Regions from separate parts of the Homo sapiens genome. Here regions 2 and 3 are each linked to region 1. A link is a loop called in an ENCODE intact Hi-C map of the cell type or tissue named here. Cell type or tissue: IMR-90. All regions are shown on one strand.

The links. Peaks named below come from ENCODE experiments on the same cell type or tissue, not always from the same donor. Only the 100,000 strongest peaks of a DNase experiment are listed, where the experiment ranks them.
Region 2: a loop joins it to region 1, with 2.5 times the contacts of the local background. A loop is called at or near these places in 3 of 110 quality-filtered maps.
Region 3: it touches region 1 in a loop (2.7-fold over the local background); 12 of 110 quality-filtered maps call a loop at or near these places.

The regions. Positions count from the first base shown.
Region 1 is chr4:76,938,689-76,946,688 of GRCh38, forward strand. All of the region lies in intron 1 of LOC105377294 (a long non-coding RNA gene), which reads right to left. Among named protein-coding and RNA genes, the nearest start is that of SEPTIN11, 7.1 kb to the right of the region's middle. In IMR-90, no CTCF peak of the experiment used is centred here; a DNase peak (open chromatin) is centred at 4,683.
Region 2 is chr4:76,852,208-76,860,207 of GRCh38, forward strand. No RefSeq gene overlaps it. Among named protein-coding and RNA genes, the nearest start is that of SOWAHB, 42 kb to the right of the region's middle. RefSeq lists a silencer at 2,790-2,839. In IMR-90, no CTCF peak of the experiment used is centred here; a DNase peak (open chromatin) is centred at 4,664.
Region 3 is chr4:76,879,295-76,887,294 of GRCh38, forward strand. It overlaps the pseudogene LOC100421494 and the pseudogene RPL26P17. Among named protein-coding and RNA genes, the nearest start is that of SOWAHB, 15 kb to the right of the region's middle. In IMR-90, no CTCF peak of the experiment used is centred here; DNase peaks (open chromatin) are centred at 657 and 4,057; H3K27ac peaks cover 409 bases.

The DNA of each region.
Region 1 (8,000 bases):
ACTAGCATTAAGCTTTTTTAAGTTCCAGCAATTTCAGTTTTGCTAAGGGGAAAACAAGGAAGAGTCTTTGTGTGGACTGGGGCCAGGGTATTAAAGGGGATCAGCAGATCCTGAGTGCCAATATAGTAGTGGCAGCAGACAGAAGAGAATCCCAAGGGGTATGTAAAATAATATAATAACAACAATAATAGTGCCTCCTATGTACTAGATTGTGCTAAACATATATTCAGTAAGAACCAAGTTGGGGCCGGGCGCAGTGGCTCACACCTGTAAACTCAGCACTTTGGGAGGCCGAGGCGGGCGGATCATGAGGTCAGGAGATTGAGACCATCCTGGCTAACACAGTGAAACCCTGTCTCTACTAAAAATACAAAAAATTAGCCGGGCGTGGTGGCAGGCGCCTATAGTCTCAGCTACTCGGGAGGCTGAGGCACGAGAATGGCATGAACCCGGGAGGTGGAGCTGGCAGTGAGCTGAGTGGGCAACAGAGTGAGACTCCGTCTCACAAAAAAAAAAAAGAAAAAAAAAGAAAAAAAGAACCAAGTTGGGTCTCCTTGGTTGGCTGTCTCTTCACAACTAATGATTCTCCTTCAAATGCTAGACCTTATGATTTGTAGTGTTTTCACAATGGAGGTGATTCTCTTAGCCTTTGTGAGTGAAACTCCAAGAGCTATATTAAGAAAGATATGAGTGCTGAGGAGGCAACATAGCTTGTTGAGAGATGTGGGTGGTGTAGGGTAACAAACTTGGGCTTGAATCCTAGCTCTACCACTTATTAATTTCACAGTGTAATTAGACATTGGATAACGTGGATGATTTTGTTTTGTTTTGTTTTTTGTAGAGATGGGTCCTTGCTATGTTGCCCAGGCTGGTCTCAAACACCTGGCCTCAAGCCATCCTCCTGCCTTGACCTCCCAAAGTGGATAATATTCTTATTGTCTCTGTGCTTTAGTATCCTCATCAAGAAATGGAGAAATGCCAGAGGATTGCTGTGATGATTAAATGAGAGATGCATACAAAATACTTTGCATGGTGCCTGAGACAGAAAAGCATTCAACAAATCTAAGCAAAAGTTTGATGGCATGTGATAACTTGTAGAGAAAGAGGTCCACTCTTACAGGTTTTGATATCACAAAAACAATATTAGTACAGCAATTTAAGATTTTTTTATTGATGTTTAACCTGTATACAACCATACCCATTTTAAGTGTACAGACAAATGAATTTTGACAAATTCATTCACTCATCTAATCATCACTATAACCATGATACAGATTTTTATCACTCCAAAAGTCCATCCTGTGCTCTTTTCAAGTCCATCCTCCTCATCTGATACCCCAAGCCACCATTGTTTTGCTTTCTGTAACTACAGTTTTGTGTTTTTAGAATTTCATATATGTTGAATCATACCATTTGTAATTTTGGGGTCTGACGTCTTTCACTCAGAATAATGTATTTGAGATTTATCTACATTTTGCATGTATCCATGGTTTATTTTATACCAAAGCAGGGTTCTATTATGTAAATATAGGTACCACAATTTGTTTGTCAGTTAACCTGTTGTTGAACTCTTGGGCTGTTTCATTTTTTGGCTGCTATGCATAAAGCTGCTATGAATGCTTTTTTGTGGACTCATTATTTCTGTCGTGTAACTATTTTTTAGTGTAAATGTAGAGTCATATGGTAAATATATGTTTAACTACATAAGAAACTGCCAATCTGTTTTCCAAAGTGCTTGTACATTTTGCATTTTCACCAACTGCAATGGTTTGGATGTGGTCTGTCCCTACTGGAATGCATATTGAAATTTTATCCCCAGTGTGGTGGTGTTGGGAGGTAGGCTAGTGGAAGGTGTTTGGGTGAGGGAGATGGATCCCTCAAGAATAGATGAATGCCCTCCTACAGAGGTGAGTAGTTCTTGCTCTGAGAGAATGAATTAGTTCCCATGATAGCAAGTTGTTAAAAATGAGTTTGGCTTCCTTGGCTTCTCTCTCTTGCATCCTCTCTCACAATGTGATCTTTACACACACTCTCTCTTTCTGCTTTCTGTCATGAGTTGAAGCAACATGAGGCCTTCATCAGATGCAGCTGCCCAATCTTGACTCTTCTAGTCACCACAATCATAAGCCCAATAAACCTCTTTTTTAAAGTAAAATATCCAGCCTCAGGTATTCTGTTATACCAACACTAAACAAAGACAGCAACAAGGCATCAGAGTTCCAGTACTCCACATCTTCCCGAACAACTGGAATCATCAGTCTTTCTAATTTTCACCATTCTACTAGGAGGCATACAATTGTACTTTAATTTGCATTTCTCTGATGACTAATGATGTTGACCACCATTTCACATGCATTTGGCCAAACATGTATCTTCTTTTATTATGTGTATGTTCACATATTTTGTCATTATTATTTTTTGCAAATAGTGTAGGTATTTTTCCCCAGTCTGTGGCTTACCTTTTTAGTTTCTTAGTGGTGTATTTTGAGGAGCAAAAATTTGAAGTTTGATAATATCCAGTTGGTTAGTGCTTTCTGTGTCTCCTCTACAAAACTGTTGCCTAACCCACAGTCATGAAGAGTTTTTCTTTGTTTTCTTCTAAACAAAGCTTTACTGTTTACACTTAGGTTTATGATCCATTGGATTCAATCTTGTGTATAGGTGAAATAAGGTTTGAGGTTCTTTTCTTCTATATGGATATCCAATAGTCCCAGTATGATTAGTTGAAAAGATTGTCCTTTCCCATAGAATTATCTTGGCACTTGTGCCAACAATCAATTGACCATATGTGTCTATATGTAGACTTTCCATATGCTCTCCCACTGGACTATATGATTGTATGTTGGCCGATTCCATGTCTTGATTATTGTAGCTTTTTAGTTAAGTATTGAAATTGCACAGTGTAAGTTATCCAACTTTGTTCTTTTTCAAAATTGTTTTGGCTAGCTAGCATAGGTCTTTTGTGTTTTCACATACATTTTACAATCAGATTGTTAATTTCTATTTTTAAAAAAAGCTTGCTTGGATTTCAATTGGGATTATATTGAATCTGTAGATCAATTTAGGGAGAATTACATATTAACAATATTGAGTCTTTCAATCCATGATCATGGTATATTTCTCCATTACTTTAGGCTTCCTTTAATTTCTCTCAACACAGTTTTATAGGTTTTTAGAGTACAGATCTTACACATATTTTGATAAACTTATCTCTATTTTGTTTTTGATATTGTTGTACAATAATTGTTTATATGGTTATTTCATTATAATAATGATCCTATGAGGTAAATATGAGCTTAATTTATTAGTTAACAAATGCAGCTCAAAGAGATCAAAAGGTTGGCTTAATATCATATGATTGGCTAATCCCATTTCTGGAAATGTATCTTGCAGATATACTTTCACATGTTAAAAATGACTAGTACAAGGTTATTATTGCGGCATGGTTTATCATGATAAAAGACTGAAAAAACCTTGAGTGTATCCATGAGACTTTATCAGTGATATAGCCTTAGAAACAGTAGGCAGCTGTATAAATGAATGAAGAAGGTAACTATGTATCTATATAAAAGGAACTGCAAAATATATTAAGTGAAAAAAAGATACAGAATGTTATACATAGTATATTTTTTCTTTCATGTACAATATGGGGTAAGGTAGGAAATAAGGATACATATTTATATCTGTTGCAAATTGCTTAGAAAAACTCTGGAAAGATACATGACACAATAATAAAGTATTTACCTCTTGTTGGGAGGCATGAGGACTGGATAGATGGTGAATAGAGTGGAAACTTCATTCTGCATCATTTTATGTTTTTTAAAAAACTGTGTAAGTATATTACCTCTGAGACTGCTGATTTCCTCTCAGTGTCCATTTTTCATTTCTTCCTTTTACAAGTAGGACATCCCCCCTGAGTTTTTGGAGGGCATATCCTAGCCTCCTCTGCAGCTAAGTACATTCCTGTGACTGAATTTTTGCCAGTGGAATGTGAACACAGGTGACTTATATTATTTCCATGTCACTTCCTTAAATGGAAACTAATATCTTCCACTTTCTTTTCTTTACCCTTTCCATGGGCTAGAATGTGGATATGGTGCTGGTGAGACTGTTTTGATCAGAGTAGATAAGGTAACAATCGGAAATAAACATCTAGGCTGGGTGCGGTGGCCCACATCTGTAATCCCAGCATTTTGGGAGGCCGAGGCAGGTAGATCACCTGAGGTCAGGAGTTTGAGACCAGTCTGGCCAACATGGTGAAATCTCATCTCTACTAGAAATACACAAAAATTAGCCGTGCATGGTGGCTTGCACCTGTAGTCCCAGCTATTTGGGAGACCGGGGCAGGAGAATCACTTGAACCCAGGAGGTGGAGTTTACAATGAGCTGAGATCGCACCACTGCACTCCAGCCTGGGTGACAGAGCAAGACTGTCTCAAAAACAAACAAACAAAAAACCATCTATTTTTCTTTAACCAATGACTCTTGGGATATTCCCATTACAGCAGCTTCGCCTATATCCAAATACATCAACTTAAAAATTTTGCATAGCTCATGATGTTTGACAGTGTAGGAACACGAACGCAAGTGTCCTGGCTTCCAAGTCCATGTTTTCTCTGCTGATGAGTAGGAAGGCAGTCTTGCAACGGCTAGTTCGTTATCTTCCTAAAGTGTGGAATGATGACTCATGAAGCATAATCTGCCAAAATTCATGATACCAGCCAACCTACAGCCACTTCTGCTGATTCAGATGGGACTCAATAAAACAGACAGAAGTAAGGTGAAATATAATGCTGATGACTTTTGAAATCTCAGCCTGGAAAGAGAGAATTAGTGGTAAAGCAAATTGAACTTGGGAAAATTAACAAAATGAACATAATCCAATAGGTATCGGTACATGAGGTAGCAAGGAAATTATGACTGAAATATTATAAGTCAAGGAAATTTTATCTCATTCAAAAGGAACAAGTCTACAGTAAGGGAGATGAGGGTGCAGAGTAACCCCTGCATCAGAGAGTTATTCAGCTGGTAGAAATGGACAGTGGTAGAATGGTAGATAGCAAATAGGACGAGACAAAAGGTGAGAAGGTGTAAGTGACATGGCTGTCAGAATATACAAGTGCATATGATTCTCTTCTAATTCAGTGGCAGTATCTAGTATTCAGAGGGACATCCACCACATAAATTTTCTAGGCTCATGAAAAAGAATAATAACTGTCACCACAATGACTGGCCACAGGGAGAAAGGAATTATCTGAGAAGGAGTGATGCCAGAGCCAGGGGAAACTGACCCAGCTCCAGGGCTGGCTGCCAAACAGAGTGGCCAGCAAGCCAAGTCATCTTACTCTAAGGAGCATGTCACTTCACAGGACATACTTATTGCAATCAGATTTTTTAAACAGCGTGCTTTAAAGAGTACCATAGCCTATAAGAATGGAAATGTCCCTGCAGGCTTAGATAATTTTTGCCTTTAAAAAGAATACAAAGACTTTTTTTAAATTTATTTTTTTGTTTTTCAAGTAATACTTGCCACAAGAGGGTGAACAAGAAAGGATGGAAGCTACTGCTTCGTGCTGATGACATAATGCTATCAGATGACAAAGAAAAGGTAAAACTCAAGTTTTAATTTATTTGTCTCCTCTCCCAAAGAGACTAATGTTTTAATGAAAAAAGGTAGAATAAACATGATTTAAAGGCTACTAAAATCCAGCATGGTAAGCAAGCAATCGATTGCTTTAAATGAGTTTCTAGGCCTAAATGAATTATCCATGCAAGAGATTTCATAAGTGATCGTAAAGGTAATTACTCACTTTCCAGAAGCCAGAGAAAAATAAGAAATGATAAAAGATTGAAGAAGGGCAAATATTGTCTTGATTTTCAAAGATAATAAAAAGTGGTAGGGGCAAAGAAGAGTCAGAGTTATTGGTAAATTTAACATTGCCTAACAATTTTCTAGAATGATTTTTAAATGCATTTTTTTAACAAAGAAAAGAAGAGATAATCACTGGAGCCTATGTGAGTTTATAAATGACGGTTTCAATGTTTTTGCCTTCCATGTTTATCAGAATCTCAGTGGATCCTGTATCTTGTAAACTTGCTGAGTTCATTTATTACTTCTAATGATTTTTTAGTGGATTCCTTAGGATTTTCTGTATATTTGTGTTATCTGTGAATAGAGAGTTTTACTTTTTCCTCTCAAATGTAGATGCATTTTACAATGTTTTAATGAACATTTTTACATATTGTGTTGCAGAAGGAGTTCAGGATCAGTCAGTTCAGGACAGTCAGTTAAACCATCCAAAATTAAAGTGGCAATAGCTAACTTATCACCTGTTTTGTGTGTGTGCTTTTGTTTGTTGTTGTTGTTGTTGTTCTGTGACTCAGTCTTGCTCTATTGCCCAGGCTGGAGTGCAGCGGTGCGATCTCGGCTCACTGTAACCTCTGCCTCCCCGGTTCAAGTGATTCTCAAGCTTCAGCCTCCCAAGTAGCTGGGATTACAGGCGCCCACCATCACGCCCGGCTAACTTTTGTATTTTTAGTAGAGATGGGGTTTCACCATGTTGGCCAGGCTGGTCTCGAACTTCTGACCTCAAGTGATCCACCCACCTTGGCCTCCCAAAGTGCTGGGATTACAGCCATGAGACACTGTGCCCAGCCTCCTGTTTTTCTTGTATCCCTTTATAATTAATCATTTTTATGGTAGTCAAGAGTGATCTGGTCTTTGGGTTCTTTGACTGTAAACCACAGAAACAAATCCTAGATAACTTAAGCCAGAAAATAAAAAAATAAATTGTAGACCCCATAAACTGTAACAATTTGCCAAAAAGTAAAAAATAATTTATGGCCTGCATAAACTGTAACAATTTGTATTGTCTTTGTGTCTCTTGATTCAAAATTCAAATGTAACAGCATCTAATTGGCCAAGCTTAGATCACATACTTTCTTAAGAATGTATGTACTGTGGTGATGAAAGGAAGGGTGTGATGGAACGTCTCTTCAGGAGCCTCTTATTGAAAATAAATTAAATTAATTTTTTTGGACGTGAGATCTTGCTATGTTGCCCAGGTTGGAGTACGGTGGCTGTTCACAGGCTCAATCATAACGCACTACAGCCTTAAACTCCTGGCTTTAAGTGATCTTCCTGCCTCAGCCTCTTGAGTAGCTGGGACTACACCATGCTACCACAGCCAGCGAGGAACCTCTTTTTTTGGTTTTGTTTTGAGATGGAGTCTGGCTGTGTCAGCCAGGCTGAAGTGTACTGGTGCGATCTCGGCTCACTGCAACCTCCACCTTGTGAGTTCAAGCTATTCTCCTGCCTCAGCCTCCCGAGTAGTTGGGATTACAGGCATGCACCAGCACATCCCACTAATTTTTGTATTTTTAGTAGAGGTGGGGTTTCGCCATGTTGGCCAGGCTGGTCTCGAACTCTTGACCTCAGGTGATCTGCCCGCCTTGGCCTCCCAAAGTGCTGGGATTACAAGGCATGAACCAGTACGCCTGGCCCAGAACCTCTTTTTTAAGAGGCATTTACTTTTTACCAAGTTGAAACATTCATTGGAAAAGCTCTCCAAATAAATTGGGGTTCAATTAAAAAGGGAATAGACCCTAAATTACTAACAATGCCAAATATTCACTATAGCTGTTTTCTAAAATGCAAATTTTCTTTGCTTAAAGACCTCCTTGACTCTTCATTACCTTAGTATGGCAATAAAAATTATTCATTTCCTAGTCTTTACCCTCATCTCCAACTCAAAATTTATTGAATATACCAGACCATGTGACAGAAGCTAATAGACAAAAAAGCACTCTTACCTTGAGACATTCATAGTCTAGTGACAGAAGCGTGATAGTACGACCACTTCTTGATTGCTTAATATGTCTAAAGCAGAGTTTACTGGCAATAATAGCTGGGGTGGCCATAAGTCCTTGTTTTTCCTATTGTCCTGACATCATTACTATCAGCACAAACCCCCTTTTCCCAGCCTCAAAAGTTTCTCAGT
Region 2 (8,000 bases), 86 kb before region 1:
TTTGTCAATGGGATGAATAAATGGGTTTTGTTTTCTCTCTGACCAGTTGAGGGAGAAGAGGGAAGTATGGCTTGTAGCTGGCTGAGTCAAGGGACAGGGGAGAGTGGTTGGTTCTAAGGTTCAGGGTCAGGCAAGGGATATAATTTAAGGAAATGAGATACTGTGGGCAGAGAAAACCTTAACCAAAGTTTAATGTAGAGTAGCTTCAAGGCTCTAACACAAAGCACTAGAGCAAAGTGACCAATGGACGAAAACTAAGGTTGGGTACTCAGAGCCTAGAGATCAGACACAGAGGGTCAGAGGCTAAGCAGAGGGAAAAGTGTGTGGCAGGTGAGTGCAGGAACCCCCAGCCCCAGCAGAGTTACACTTGAACCACCAAATTCTGCTTCCTGCTGGTTTTCCCTTATAAAAATAGGACATTAAAAAGCTGCTACTCACTGGGCATGGTGGCTCACACCTGTAATCTCAGCAGTTTGAGAGGCCGAGGCAGCCAGATCATTTGAGGCCAGGTGTTTAAGACCAGCCTGGCCAACATGGAAAGCCCTGTCTCTACTAAAAAAAATACAAAAATTAGCTGGACGTGGTGGCCACACCCATAGTCCCAGCTACTCGGGAGGCTGAAGCAGGAGAATCACTTGGGCCCCAGAGGCAGAGGTTGCAGTGACCTGAGATGATGCCACTGCACTCCAGCCTGGGCAACAGAGTGACACTCCATCTCAAAAAATAATAAATAAAAATAAGTAAATAAAAGCTGCTACTATTTCTAGATTTACATTGAAGAGCAGCAAGCTCTTGCTGACATTAGACAACTTAGCATGAAAAGTTCTAAGTGGTAAGAAAATAAAATACAAAATATAGTAAGCTAGTAACAACATACCATTTTTCCTCTTTATTATGCCATAGAACCTGACAAATTTGTAGCCATTCTGAGGCCTCGTTTGAGTCTCAGAGTATTTTTTAAAATATATGCTTCATTTATTTTGAAATAATTCCAAATTTATAGAAAATTTACAAAAGAGAATTTCTGTATACCAAATTCTCCAAATGTTAACAGCTCCCGTGTTTACCTTACCATTCTCCCTCTCCCTATATACTTTGTTTGTTTGTTTCTTGAGCCAGTGTCTCGCTCTGTCACTGGGCTGGAGTGCAGTGGTGTGGTTACAGCTCACAGCAGCCTCAACATTCCAGGCTCAAGCAATCATCCCACCTCAGCCTCCCAAGTAAGTGTGACTATGGGCACATGCCAACACAACCAGCTAATTTCTTTTTTTATCTTTTTAAAATTTTTTGTAGAGATGGGGTCTCACTAGTACTTCCCTATATACTTTGTTCTAAACCATTTGAGAGTAAGTTATCTATAGTATCACATTACCTGTAAACATTTCTTTTTTGGAAGATTCAATATCATAAAAATGTCAAAATCTCAAATTGATAAATAAATTTCATGCAGTTACAATAAAATTCCAATTTTTTTCCAGGAGCCTGACAAGTTTTATCTAAAATGTTTTGTAGCCTTTATTAAAGAGAAATACAATGTTGAAGAAAAAAAGATAGGACTTGACCTGCAAAGTATCAAAAATTATCGTAAACGTATAGTAATTAGGACAGAGTGGTATTGACAAAGGTATGGACAAACCAATCAATGGGAACTCAGAAATAAACCCAAACGTATACAGACTTGATTTTATTTCAGTACAGCCATGTTAGTTTCAGGTGAAAAGGATAGATGTTTTTCAGTGTGTGGTACTGGGACAATTATTAGGTTGGTGCAAAAGTAATTGTGGTTTTTGCCATTGCTTTTAATTATTTTTAATGGCAAAAACTGCAATTACTTTTGCACCAACCTAATAGTTAACTTTGGGGAAAACATGGTATTAGACTCATAACAGTCTTTAGCCAGACTGTTTAAAGACCTGTACGAGAAAAGTAAAAGCATATGACTCTTAGAATCTTATATAGAAGAGTAACTTTATTAACCCCTAAACATTCCTATGCGTATTTCCTAAACACAAGGACATTCTCTTACATAACCACAATTTAATTATCAAAATCAAGAAATTAACATTGATTCACTACTATATCTTAATATAAAGACCTTATTCAATGTTGCCAATGGCCCCACTAATGTCCTGAGAGCATCCTGCAAGAACAGAATTCTACTGTAACCCCCACTGTGTTCAGTCACTGGCTGTAAGCAACCCTGAGTGAAGGCCGTGGTGGATCACAACAGCTGGAACTCAGGTCATTTCTGCTCCCCACAGCAACAGATCTGGGTGACAAGTTTCTATAGCTGCTAATATAGTTTGGATATTGGCTCCACCCAAATCTCATGTTGAAATATAATCCCCAATGTAGTAGGTGGGGCCTAGTGGGAGGTGATTGGATCATGGGGGTGGATTTCTCATGAATGTCTTAGGACCATTCCCTTGGTGCTGTCCTCGAGATAGTGAGTGACTTCTCGTAAGATCTGGCTGTTTAAACATGTGACACCTCGCTGGTTATCTCTCTTGCTCCTGCTCCCACCGTGTTAGACATCTGCTCCTCCTTTGCCTTCTGCCATGATTGGAAGCTTCCTGAGGCCTCTGCAGAAGCAGTTGCTGGCGTTATGTTTTCTGTACAGCCTGCAGAACCATGAGCCAATTAAACGTCTTTTCTTTCTACATTAACCAGTCTCAGGTATTTCTTTAAAGCAGTGCAAGAATGGCCTAATATAGCTGCTACGGTAGGCCTTCTTGTTACCAAACTAGAAAGGTCAAGAGAATCCTAGAAGTCCATCCTGAGCTGAGTTGTTCTGCTGTGCCCACCTCGGCAACTGCCGGCCTCTGACCTCTTGGTAGGCCAGAATTAGAAACCTCTCTATGTCTGAGCCAGTGTAAGTCAGGTTTTCTGTTATTTGTGGTCAAAAGCGTTTCTAACTGACATAAGCCCCTAAAAATAGAAATGCCAGATTTTTTTTTTTTTTTTTTTTTTTAAGAGACGGAGTCTCGCTCTTTCGCCAAGGCTGGAGTGCAGTGGCATGATCTCGGCTGACTGCAAGCTCCACCTCCCAGGTTCACGTCATTCTCCTGCCTCAGCCTCCCCAGTAGCTGGGACTACATGTGCCCGCCACCACACCCGGCTAATTTTTTTTTTTTGTATTTTTAGTAAAGACGGGGTTTCACCGTGTTAGCCAGGATGGTCTTCATCTCCTGACCTTGTGATCCACCCACCTCGGCCTCCCAAAGTCCTGGGATTACAGGCGTGAGCCACCGCGCCCTGCCAGAAATGCCAGATTTTTATAGCTACGCATGTACACACACACAAACACACATACACATACTCAAACTGCTCTCAAGAAAAAATTTAACAAATGAATTACATAATATATGAGTACAGCTGTTTCCTCTCATGACATGCAATATATTTTTATCACTTCAGCTTATTTTGATGATTTTAATAGGCATAACACCTTTCTTTAACAACTAATCACACAGAATCACAGAATTTTAGAGTTGGAAGGAACTTGAGTGATTATCTCATCTAAACTCTCTTACAGTACATATAATGTTAAGAACTGTGTTTACAAATAAGTGAAGTAGTCATGAAAGAAAAAAGTGATGTAACAGCAGGTGCAAAAGCAGTTGAACCCAGGTAAGAGGGTTGTCCAATTACCTCAAGCCAAATAATCAACGTGTGTATTCATGAATGTGCCCACTAAACATTTTCTACAATGTTCTTTATGGTCAGAATCAGCAAACTCTCTTTTTCACAGGGAATACAATAGCAAAACTTTAAAGAAATTTACATTGACGAAGCTGTACCACGTTGTCATGTCAGTATAATGTGGGGGGAGAAGCAAATTATTTGATTTCAGCTTCAATCAGTTTTATTGTAGGCTCCGCCACTTGCTAAGAGTGTAACCCTGGGCAAATGATCTGTCCTTTCTTTGTCTTTGTTCCTTCATCTATAAAACAGGAATGATATCACAGTTACTATCTTACACTAGCTATTATTATTGTTGCAGTACAGTCTACTGAGAAATATGCACTCATTATGTCATAGAAATAGATGTGACTTATTAAAGTATTCTGGCATTTATTGGCCTTGGAATGTCCACTGCAAGGGTTAATAAACTTCGGGCTGTCATGTTCCTCTGAGTCTGACTGGGCCCCAGCCTGCATGCCTTTCCACTGTTGGCAGGAGTCTAGACCTCAGATCTTTGTACTTTGGGGACCTTTGAACCTGAACTTGCAATAAAAGGAGGGCAATTTATTCAAGAGGCTTTATCCAGTTGCCATAGAAACTGATCCTTTTTCCAGCTTTCTTTCCATACCCTCCAGTGCAGAGTCACTAGTCAGTAGGTTTTTAAAAGACACTAGTGGATGCCCTCAGAAGCATCTAAAACACCTAAACTGCAGCCTGAGGTCCTTTTGTAATCTATACAGATCCTTTCTCTGGAACCTGTAAAATGTTGCAACTCTATGTTAACAAACGGAACTATGTCTGTGTCTTAAATGGGGAAATGTTTGTAACCCAAATGTCTATGCCCAGCTGAGTCTACTTGGTTCAGGCATGAAGGCAACAGAAACACATTCCAACTATGTAAGGGCCCAGAAAATCTACAACTTTGTAGTATCCCTGAAAAACTTACTCTAAGACATACTTGGCAAACTGAGAAATAAAATAAACAATAATACATTGAAAGGAAGCAAGTAATTTGATCTTGGAAACAGCTTAGTAGTATAGATTTCTGGGAACATTTCCTAATCCGCTTTGTAAGGGTGCTTCAATCTTGTCTGAAATCTACAATAAACTAATAGGATTTTTTCTTAAAGATAAGTAAGTTCCTGGCTTATTTTCACTAAGCTGAGACTAATAACGCTTCAATTCTAAACAAAATATTATTTGTATCTTATGGCTTTGGGTCAGATTACCCATCTTTCCACACTGTCTCTAAAAATAATACAAATGACGAAGAACAAGTTGTACCAAAAGCACTCTGTTATTCCCACTCTCTGGTCTTTTGCGAGACAAAATGACATAACTGAAATAGCAAGTCAGTCTGGCTGGGGAATCAATACTGAGTCTGTAAATTATCAGCTGCATAGCCTTAAACAAATCACTTACCTGCTCTTTGCCTCAAATTCTTGATTTATCCTTCATTCTACAGCAAAGGGAGACAAAGGGGCTTTCCCAGTTTTCTACAGTTTGGACTCTAGGGTAAGAGGATTTTCAGTAATCAATACTATCTAAAGTGATAAACTGCTTGTATATCCAAAAACAATGAGATGGATTCACATAACTGGATTCCCATCAGATAGAATGCAGAGGGACTTACAGCCTTTCTAATAGTGGGCACAGCAGTTGCAATCCTATTTGTATTTTTTTTTGTAGTTTCTTCAGTGGAAGTGTGTGTGTGTGTGTGTGTGTGTGTGTGTGTGTGTGTGTAATTTGATCTTTACAATTCTCTGAGGAATGATTATCTCTGTTTTTTTCCTAATAAAGAAACAGGGCCAGGCGCAGTGGCTCATGCCTATAATCCCAGCACTTGGGGTGGGCTGAGGCAGGTGGATTGCTTGAGGTCAGGAGTTCAAGACCAGCCTGGCCAACATGGCAAAACTCCGTGTCTAGTAAAAATGCAAAAATTAGCTGGGCATGGTGGTGTGCGCCTGTAGTCCCAACTACTCATGAGGCTGAGGCAGGAGAATCACTTGAACCAATGAGGCCGAAGTTGTAGTAAGCCGAGATCGCACCACTGTACTGCAGCCTGGGTGACAGAGTGGGACTCCATCTCAAAAAAAAAAAAAAAAAAAAAAAAAAGAAAAAAACAAAAAGAAACAGATGCTCAGAGAAACAAAGTGACTTGCTCAAAAATGAATGTAAGACAGAGGTGGATGGAAAGGGTAACAGGTGATAATGGAAACCATAAAGACCTCTGAATACAACTCCTCCATAAAAGTAGTGGGAACACTGCCAAAAATAGTCAAATACAACTTTTTTAGAACTCTGGAAATCAACCAAAGAGAAGTATTTATTTACAACAACAACAACAACAAAAAAGGTGATCTCAGTAAGCACAGTGAACTTTGTGGAATTTTAATTTGTCCTATTCCTATTCCTCCTTAGCTCAGCAGAGGCTGGAGAACAAACAGACCCCCAGTCATGGTGAAAACCAGCAGCCTAGCAGCCACTGGAGGGGGCAAAATGGGCTGGGAACTCCCAAAAACATTCTTCTCAGAGAGCTGTCATTTTTTGACAAATCTGGCAGTTCCCTGGAAAATTCTGTTCTAAAGCCTTGTCTTTATTTGACCTGACTCAGAACAGCCTTTTCCCGAGGGCCATTTGTCAAAAGCAATCAATAGCAATTGTTTAACATTACAACTGCTTGAAGCAGCCATAACAGTTGAGACAAACAAGAAGTGGACCAAAAAACACTTAAAAGGAAAAGCTTGGGAATGAAATATTCATAGGGGGCTTTGCAAAGCTTCCACATATTTCTAGAAATCTAGAAGGATGCAAATGATAAGGCTCTGCAAGAGCCCAGGGAAGACTTAAATAAATGGAAAGACATCGTGTGTTTATGGATTGGAAGGTTTAATATGGACAAGATGGCAATACTCTCCCAAATGGATCAACAGATTCAATGCAATCCCTATCAAAATCCCACTTGCCTGTTTGCAGAAATTGACAAATTTACATGGAAATGCAAAGCACCCAGAATAGCCAAAGCATTCTTGAAAAAGAAGAGCAAAATTGAACTCACATTTCTCAATTTCAAAAGTTACTACACAGGTAGAGTAATCAATTCAGTGTGGTTCTAGCATACAAGAGATAACATTGGTTGGGCACGGTGGCTCACGCCTGTAATCCCAGCACTTTGGGAGGCAGAGGTGGGTGGATCATTGAATCATTTGAGGTCAGGAGTTCAATACCAGCCTGGCCAACATGGTGAAACCCTGCCTCTACTAAAGATACAAAAATTAGCTAGGTGTAGTGGTGGGTGCCTGTAGTTCCAGCTACTCAGGAGGCTGAGAGAGGAGAATTGCTTGAACCCGGGAAGCGGAGGTTGCAGTGAGCTGAGATCCCGCCACTGCACTCCAGCCTGGGTGACAGAGTGAGACTCTGTCTCAAAAAAAAAGAAAAAAGAGAAAAGAAAAAAGAACAACAAAAAAACCAGGAGAGATATATAGATCAATGGAATTGAATTATTGTTCCAGAAATAAATTGTTACACTTAATGGTCAGTTGATTTTGACAAGGATGTTGACACAATTCAATGGGGAAAAATCATCTTTTTAACAAAAGGTAGTGGGACAACTGAATATCTATATAAAAAGAATGAAGTTAGAACCTGAAGGAGTGAAGAACATGTCATCTCAAAATATCCTAGATAGGTGTATTGATTATTTCAAGTTGAAAACATTGGAGAAATTGCAGTTTCAGAAAGGGCTAGCTAGACTGTCTCTTCCTCCATGCAGTAAGCCATTTCCTCTGGGAAGGGTACCTTCACCTTATCAGGGTAAGAAAGTAGCCCTTCCATCACAGACTTGGAACTGGACCTGCAATGTGCCTGAATAAACATATTTACTGAAGTAACCCTTATCTTCTGCTAGTATTATGCCCCCACCCCATATATCTCCTAGTGACTCCCCAGGAAAATTTACTGTCTCGAGCTAAATTATATTTGTACTGTCATTTCTTCTCAAATTTATCATTCTTTGTCTAAAAAGTATAAAATCAGCTTGCTTTGGCCACTTCTTCAGACTTCACTCTCTTGTGAAGATACCCGTGTACACGTAAAACTAATAAAAATTTGTATACTTTTCTCTTGTTAATCTGCCTGGTGTCAATTTTGTTTCTAGACCCAGCTGAAGAACTGCTAAGAACCAAAAGGGGTTGGAGAAGATCTCTGGCTCCCCTACAAACCCTTCCTCACACTATATGCAAAAATTAACACAAAAACAATCCAAGATTGAAATGTGAGATCTAAAACTACGAAACTCTTAGAAGAAAACATAGAAG
Region 3 (8,000 bases), 59 kb before region 1:
ATATATAGGAGTCCATTAAGAAAGCATCATTGGAGATGTGCTTTTGGATAAGTCTGAGTGATTAAAGTGGATTTATTGCTATGCCCTTGACATTTTACTCCCAAAGATTCTACCATTCTACCTGGTTTCTGTACCAGTATTTCTGAAGTTTTATCCTTGGCACCTCCATTCTATTCCTGATCTCCTTTTCTTCCTGAACTCCTACTTTGCCCATGCTGCCTGTATCCTACTCCCTTAGTCACCTACCTCCAAGTATCCAATCACAACCCGTCGTCTTGTTTTTCACTCTGCCAAATGAAAGGAAATCTTCTTTTCAGGCAGACAAAGGATTACTTGAAGGGATATGCCAAACAATTTATCATATGTTCCTTTCTTTTTAATAATATGACTCCATACATCATTAATGATAGACCAAGAAGACAAACCCAAATGAGACTGTCAGGAAAGTGGCTCTTCTACAAGTGCTCCCACACTTCATTAGTTAGTAACAAAACATCAGCCAGACCAGAAACAAAGGTCAAGAGAAGCTGATTTTTCCACTGTTGTTTATATGAATTAGTACATCAGATGGTTTTGCAATGTGTTCACAAGTCTTTGATACTCCTTTCAAGAGCTGGAGCTTCTTCTCTTCCACTTGAGTGTGGGTTGGATTAATGAGTCACAGAAGTGATTGCGTGTGACTTCCATGACTATATTATAGAAGATGCCATGGCTTCTTCCTTGCTCTTTTGCTTGGATTATTTCTGAGGGAAGCCAGCTGCCAAGACACTAAATTGTGAGGACATTCAGTCAGCCCTCTAGATGGGGACTGAGGCCTCTACCAAGAGCCATGTGGGTGAGCCATCCGAGAACCACCCTTCAGACCCAGGCAAGCCTTCAGATGACTACAGCCATGACTGACGTCTTGACTACAACCTCATGAGAGTCCCTGAGCCAAAACTGCTCAGCTGAGCTGTTTCTGACTTACAGAAACTATGAGATGATAAGTGTTTAACTTTTTTTTTTCCCTGAGATGGAGTCTCATTCTGTCCCCCAGGCTGGAGTGCAGTGGTGCAATCTCAGCTCACTGCAACCTCCACCTCCCTGATTCAAGCAATTCTCCTGCCTCAGCCTCCTGGGTAGCTGGGATTACAGGCGGGTGCCACCACACCCAGCTAATTTTTGTATTTTTAGTAGAGACGGGGTTTCACAATGTTGGCCAGGCTGGTCTCGAACTCCTGACCTCATGATCCGCCCGCCTTGGCCTCCCAAAACGCTGGGATTACAGGCGTGAGCCACTGTGCCCAGCCCTGTTTCACTTTTTTATTAAACTGCTAAGCTTTGAGGTAATTTGTTACATGGCAATAAATAACTAGCAATTACAATATTACTTTTATGGTGTGTGGCAGTAAGGACTTTAAAAAAATGTAACAAGACAGTTTCACTAGCAACAAATAGATATGCAACTCAATGTAAAAGCTGCTCTGCATACCCATTAAAATGAGCAAATAACATAAAACCCACTCTTAGTATGGCTTTCAGGAGACATGCCTGCTGGTGGCACTTTAACATGATTCAATTTTCTGAAGTACAAGTTGGTAAATGTAACAAAAGCTATAAAACTGCAGCTGGGAAAATAGCCAAGAAATAAAAGAACCTCGTAATTATTTTTACAAGATATCTATATCTTCTTGCTGCTATTGTAATTTGAGAAAAAAAGATATATCAGTACTACAGTATTTGTAATAGTGAGAAATGACTCAACGTCAAAGATTAAAGAAATAGCTAAACAAACTACAATATATTAATCATGGTAGACCTTCTGGCTATAAAAAATGTAAAAAAGGAAAATTATTTTAATATATGGGATATGCTGTTAAATAAAATAGAAGCTAAAATAAAATATGCATGCTGATTAGACTTATGCAATCAAAAGTTAAAAGGGAATATATGGGATTGGAAATGGTTAAAATCTATTGCTCGTTAGGTTATATCTTCTGAGAATATGTTTGAATTGCTAAAAAAAAAATTATTGAAAAGTAAAACTAGCACCAATCTTCATCTTCAGACAATACTTTAACTAAAAGATCTGTATGACCAGGAAAAAAATGTATATTTTAGATTTCTATGTTTCCTTCCCTAGCCTTATGTTAAATAAAGTAGTTCTAATATAGTCTCTCCTTAGCATTAAGAAGAGTAAAAGTACTGGTAGATCTAGCCCCTTTTATGGTGCAATCAAGCATAGTAAACATTCCTAAATCATAACTGGCCCACACCTGTCTCAGTGTCTCCTTTGCCCCATAAACAAACAGAAAAGCTACAGGTGAGAGATGGTTGGTCACAGCTGCGAGTTCCCTCTTGTCTTCCTGCTATGGGTGGGAACAGGGAACCAGTTTCCTGGAGGAGGAGCCACCTGCCTGAAAAGTCATGCACCCAGAACACTGGGCAAAGAAACTGGTTAAAAACAAAAGAAAATTTATGGCTTCAAGTCAAATGAATGCTAATAATAATTTTTAAAATAATTTAAAACTTAACTCATTTAGGACCTTGCCCATAGACTGCAGAGAAGGGAAATGGCATTGAAGCAAAAGCGTGGTCTACAAATAATTTCTCAGCTGCTCCACTTTTAGTCATCTAAAGACCTAAACTTTATCCGCAACTCGGTATAGAATTCCAGTTCAAAAGGAAAAAAATAGTGACATATCAAACAATAAAATAGATTGGCAATTATGTACAATATGGTTTTGGTTTTGTTATAAGTTTTGAAAGTGTATATATACAATAAAATATCAGTGATCGCTCAAGGTAGCGAAATTAGTGACAGATTTTTTCTTCTTTTTCTTTATCTGTGTAACTGATTTTTCTTTGCAATGAACATGTATTATTTGTATAAATATAAAATTCTTCAAGATGCAAAAATAGATGTAAAATTTATAAAAACACAACCTTTATCAACTGACTTTTGTGCATCTAAAATGCAATAAGCACAAAGCACTTAAGAATCTTTCATTGTTTTTTGAGACACATAAATTGTGTTTAGTGCTGAATATATTTCATTGTAGTTTTTAAATTTTCTTACAACTGTTCATCATGTAAAACATATGTGAGAAATTCCTTTCAACTCGAATAATTTGTCATCAAAATAATCCATTTCCTAAACCTACCAGATAATGGCAGTATTTATGTGGTATCTTCTCACAACACAAAATACTTATTTACTTCTCCCCATATTAACTTTCTATTTCCTTTTAGGAACACCAACAGTCCATAACTTCCATCATAAGCCAGTATCTAAATGCTGTGGCTTTCAATTTATAAGGAATAAGGATTATCTTTTACTCAATTCAAGTGAATAAAGACATAAGGAGTTTTGAACCTGAGGAAGTACCTCACAAAAGCCTCCAAAACTGAATTTGAGTCAGAAATGTACGACAATAACAGGGAAAACATTAATGAGGGCAGCCTGAAGAGCCCTGCCTGTGTCCAGAATGCTGAGATCACCAGGTGATACTACTCCACCTGCTCTGCCATTCTGCTTCTCCAGGTGGCCTTGAGGAAGCTTTTAGCAGGAAAACACCTAGATCCAAGAGACCACAAGAAGGTGTGACACATACAAGGATATAAGGTTATGGTCAGGCGACACCTAATACAACTTCTGCATGCAGATGTTTTTGTCTTTGCCCCATGTCCAGGGGATTAATCCTTTTCCCTTCTCAAAGAATCACAGGCTGTTCACAGGATTAGGAATTTTAGTGGTCTCAGAGTTAGCGGCCACATGCAGATGCTTTCCTTTACTAAAAATCTGAGAGACATCTTAAATAAACACATCTTATGGTATAAGAATATAGCTACAATTCAATTCTTTATTATCTGTGCTACAGTATATGTGTGTGTTTGGAGGCAGGGGCGCATGGGTGGGTAGAATGGAGTGATATAAAATATCAATCACACTTGATATGGTTTGGCTCTGTGTCCCCACACAAATTTCATCTCGAATTGTAATCGCCATGTGTCAGAGGACGGGGCTTGATGGGAGGTGAATGAATCATGAGGGTGGATTTTCCGGTTGCTGTTTTCATGATAGCGAGTTCTCACCAGATCTGATGGTTTAAAAGTGTGTGGCATTTCCTCTCTCTCCCTCTCTCCTGCTCTGCCATGGTTAAGACGTGCTTGCTTCCCCTTCGCCTTCCACAATGATTTTAAGTTTCCTGAGGCCTCCCAGCCATGCTTCCTATACAGCCTGCAGAACTGTGAATCAGTTAAATCTCTTTTATTCATAAATTACCCAGTCTCAAGTAGTTCTTTATAGCAGTGTGAGAACGGACTAATACAACACTGATGATTAAAACCTCAAATAATTCAAAGATTCTAACAAGTAGCAAGTAAACTTGAGTTTCAACCCCTTTGTCAGTTCCTGATTGAATTTTACAATTAGCTAATAAGAACAAAGATCAGAAGAGAAAATGCTTGTGTAAGATCATCCATATTAGATACACTGCTCCTGAAAGAAATGTGTAAACCTAAAATTTGAAAAGTAGTTCTAGGACTCAGCTTTCCCAAGAATTTATGACAGGTATCAGGAATCTTGCCCAATAAATCCAGGGCAATATTTTGTGATCTTTCCAGAATGCACGGAAAGAGGCTCCACAGGTAGGTTAATTACATATTTCTATGAAACATTACTTAGTTAACATGCCCCCTAGGAGTCCAGAGTTAAAGTCATTATTGTGAGAATATATGGCTTACAGATAAAGCAAAATCAGCCTTCTGTTCTCCCCCACCCCCCATTTGCAGCTACTCATTAGTAATATTGTGTATTTTAGCGCTGTCTGTCCTGAAGATCTGAGGCTGATTTGATACTATTGGTATGTTTTTTTCTTTCCTCCTCTCTCCTTTCCCCAGAAAAATCAAGGTTCACAGAGGTTTTATATTTGCCATATAACCTATTAGGGTCAAACCAGGTGGAAAACTAAGAACATCCACTCAACAACATGCAAACACTGTAAAGGCATGGCTATTCCTGTGGCCCTTTCCAGGAAGAAAAATCCATGTGACTCTCCCTGGACCATTAGTGCAGGCAAAGCTGTCAGCGCAGAATACTCATTTTGCTCACTTTTAAAAGTCAGTTTTAATCAGAAACTCTGAATACTGTACTCTGATCTGAACACCCTTATGCGATTCACTAAGTCTTGAGAAGTTCTCAGTCCTCAAATAACTAAGAAAATTGGACTATTTCTGGCCCATTAGCAGGATCATAGATTGAAATCCTTGTCTTACCCCTACCATGACTGGCCCATTCTCTTAGGCAGTGAGACCCACTGTGGGATGGTGGCATGTCACTTGGCTCACAATATTTATGTCTCTGAAGTGTTTCCCTAGCTGACATCAAAGATAAGAATTCACTAGAAGCTAATTGTATTTTGGGACATAAATAGAAAAAAACCTTCAAATCCTGTAAGATTAATAATTATAGTTTTCGAAAAAGTGATGGTACAGAAATAGCTGTTAGTAGGTGCTAGATTTGGGAGTGTTCACTGTTGTAAAAGAAGAGGAAACAAGGAAAGGAAAAAAGGAAGGAAAGAAAGAAAAGAGAGTACTTGGAAGAACTAGACACTTTCAAAACAGTCCTGGCTTTGGCCCCAATAGGCATTTGAAAAATATTTCTCCTTACTTGTCTTGGTATTTTCTTTTTAAATTGAGAACTAATTTACATACAGTAAGGCCTTTACAAAACGCACAAGTCTTAAAACTAGAAAAGAGAGGGCATCATCAGGCTGCACAGACCAGATGCTGATGTGCTGAGCAGGGAATGGCAGTAGTGGCCACAGCAACCAGGGCAGCATGAGCAGCACTGGGCTCTTGCAGCCTACCCCAAGTGAGGTGCATTCCTGCCAGTCTCCAGTGGCCTTCACCATGTGCTGGCACCTGCTGTACACCAGTCCACCCATCCAAGCTGTCGCCAAGGAGCTGTTCCTGGGCAAAACCGAGAAGGAAGCACAACAAAGGTTCTTGCCCACAGCTCTCCCACTCCCTCTGCCTACTGACCCCCACCGGTGCTTCTCTGTGTGGTCCTGCATGTTGTGTGCCTGTCCTCTGGGGAACTGTGGGCAACAAATTATCTTTTCAGTTGTACAATACTTGTTTCCTGACCTGTTGGCCTTACTATACCTCAAATTTTGTGTCAACCCACAATATTTAGACCAGCACGAATGACAAGACACTTTGTACCCTTAAGAGTGAACAAATGAAGAACATACGAACTGTGCACCTTTTCCCAATGTTTTTAACAAGTTTTGTATGTTAAAGCATAAGAGTTTCTTTCAGGTGATGGGGAAGGCTAGTAGCTGTTGGGTGGGATCCACTGAAGGCAAAGACTTTGCTGTGATGATGGAGCCCTGCATCAGGTTTCCTGTAGCCCAGGATTCAGTACCAGGCCATGGTATCATCAAATTTTTGTTCTAACAAGGACTGGATGTGGTCTGCCTCATATCCCACGGACACCATGAGCTCTGTGTTTCAGGAGTCCTGGTAATCAGAGAGCAGCTCCCGGTATGGCCTTCGTGTCTCCTCCTGACCAGTGTTGATCCATAGGTGTTCCATGACGTGGACTAGTATAGGCCTCTCCCTGCAGTCAGAAATAGGTTTATGAAGCTCTCTGGAAATGAAAAGCAAAGAGTGGGATCTTGTACAATTGTTCACACAGTATCAGCTTCCTCAGCGCCACAAAATCTGCCCAATAAATGGCAGGACCTGGTTACTGTGGTGTAAAGAATGACTTTCCAGCTCCACATGTCCACTGGGGCCCATCATATGTTTGGCCATGGAAGAGTTCAGGACCGCATAAGAGGGACTCCCACCGAAGGTGCCCAGCTTCTGGCCTACAGTGAACCTGGTATCAAATCCAAAGTCTGTTATTTTTATGTTGTGATGGACCACAAGGAAATTCTTGGGCTTCAGGTCCCTATGGATATCCCCCTTCTGTTGGTGGTACTAGAGGGCTGATACTATCTGCTGGAATTTGCTTCAGGCCTCTTCCGCCTTCATGTAGCCCAACTCTAGGATGTAGTCGACCAGCTCTGCTCTGCTGGCCGTACTCCATGGCTAAGAACAAAGTGTCTGTGGTGTTGAAAGAGTTTGATGACCTTGGGGTGACCCCATGGAATAGACTCTAGAGGGAGTCTAGAGTCTCACTGCTGCCCAGTGAGAAGGTACTTGGTGAACTTCATTCACCCTGGTGAAGCTGTCCTGGCTGATGATCTCGAGGAGCCTATAATGATCAGTAAGGGTCTCCTCATCAGCAGAGATGGTCGTAAGGCCCTGCCACATGGTAACCTTCTAGCTACAAATCCTAACTAGGAATGCTAACCAAGAATGCTACCTATAAAAACGTTGCTAACTGTGAAAACGAAAGAGCACAGCTGGAGTTGCTCTGCACACTTTCGTGTGTGACCTATGGATCACTCCAGTGCCTGTGACTATGTGCCCGGCCAACTTCACCTGGTCTGTAGCTGGGTGCTGGATAATGGCACCAGGAACCACCTCTGCTGACCTCTTGGCTATGTTTACTTCCCTCTGTGTTGGTGTCATTCTTGGGTGGGCTTTCCCTTCAAGGTGACAAGATGGCACCAACCATTCTAGCAACCTAACAGAAATAGAGCTTCTGTTCCCCCAGGGTTCCAACCCGGAGGTCTGACCTTTGGCACCCGACTGGTTACGTGCCCAGACCTCAGCCAATCACTATGGCTGAAGAGAATGGGCTCTGCTGATTGGCCAGGTTGAGGTCATGTGGCCTCTATCTCCAAGGGAACTTGGGAGCTGCTCACCTGCTTCCAGTGGGAGAGGGTGTGACACCTGAGAGAGCAGGTTCAGGATCGAGCCCTCTGTTCATTTCCTGGATATGCCTGCTCATGTCCTCCCACGCCACTGTCTTCTGTGTACACAAGAACCCAAGGCAGCACTTCTTCCCCTCTCCTGCCGCCTCCTTCACAGGCCCCATTTCAGGCATAATACAAAGGAACAGG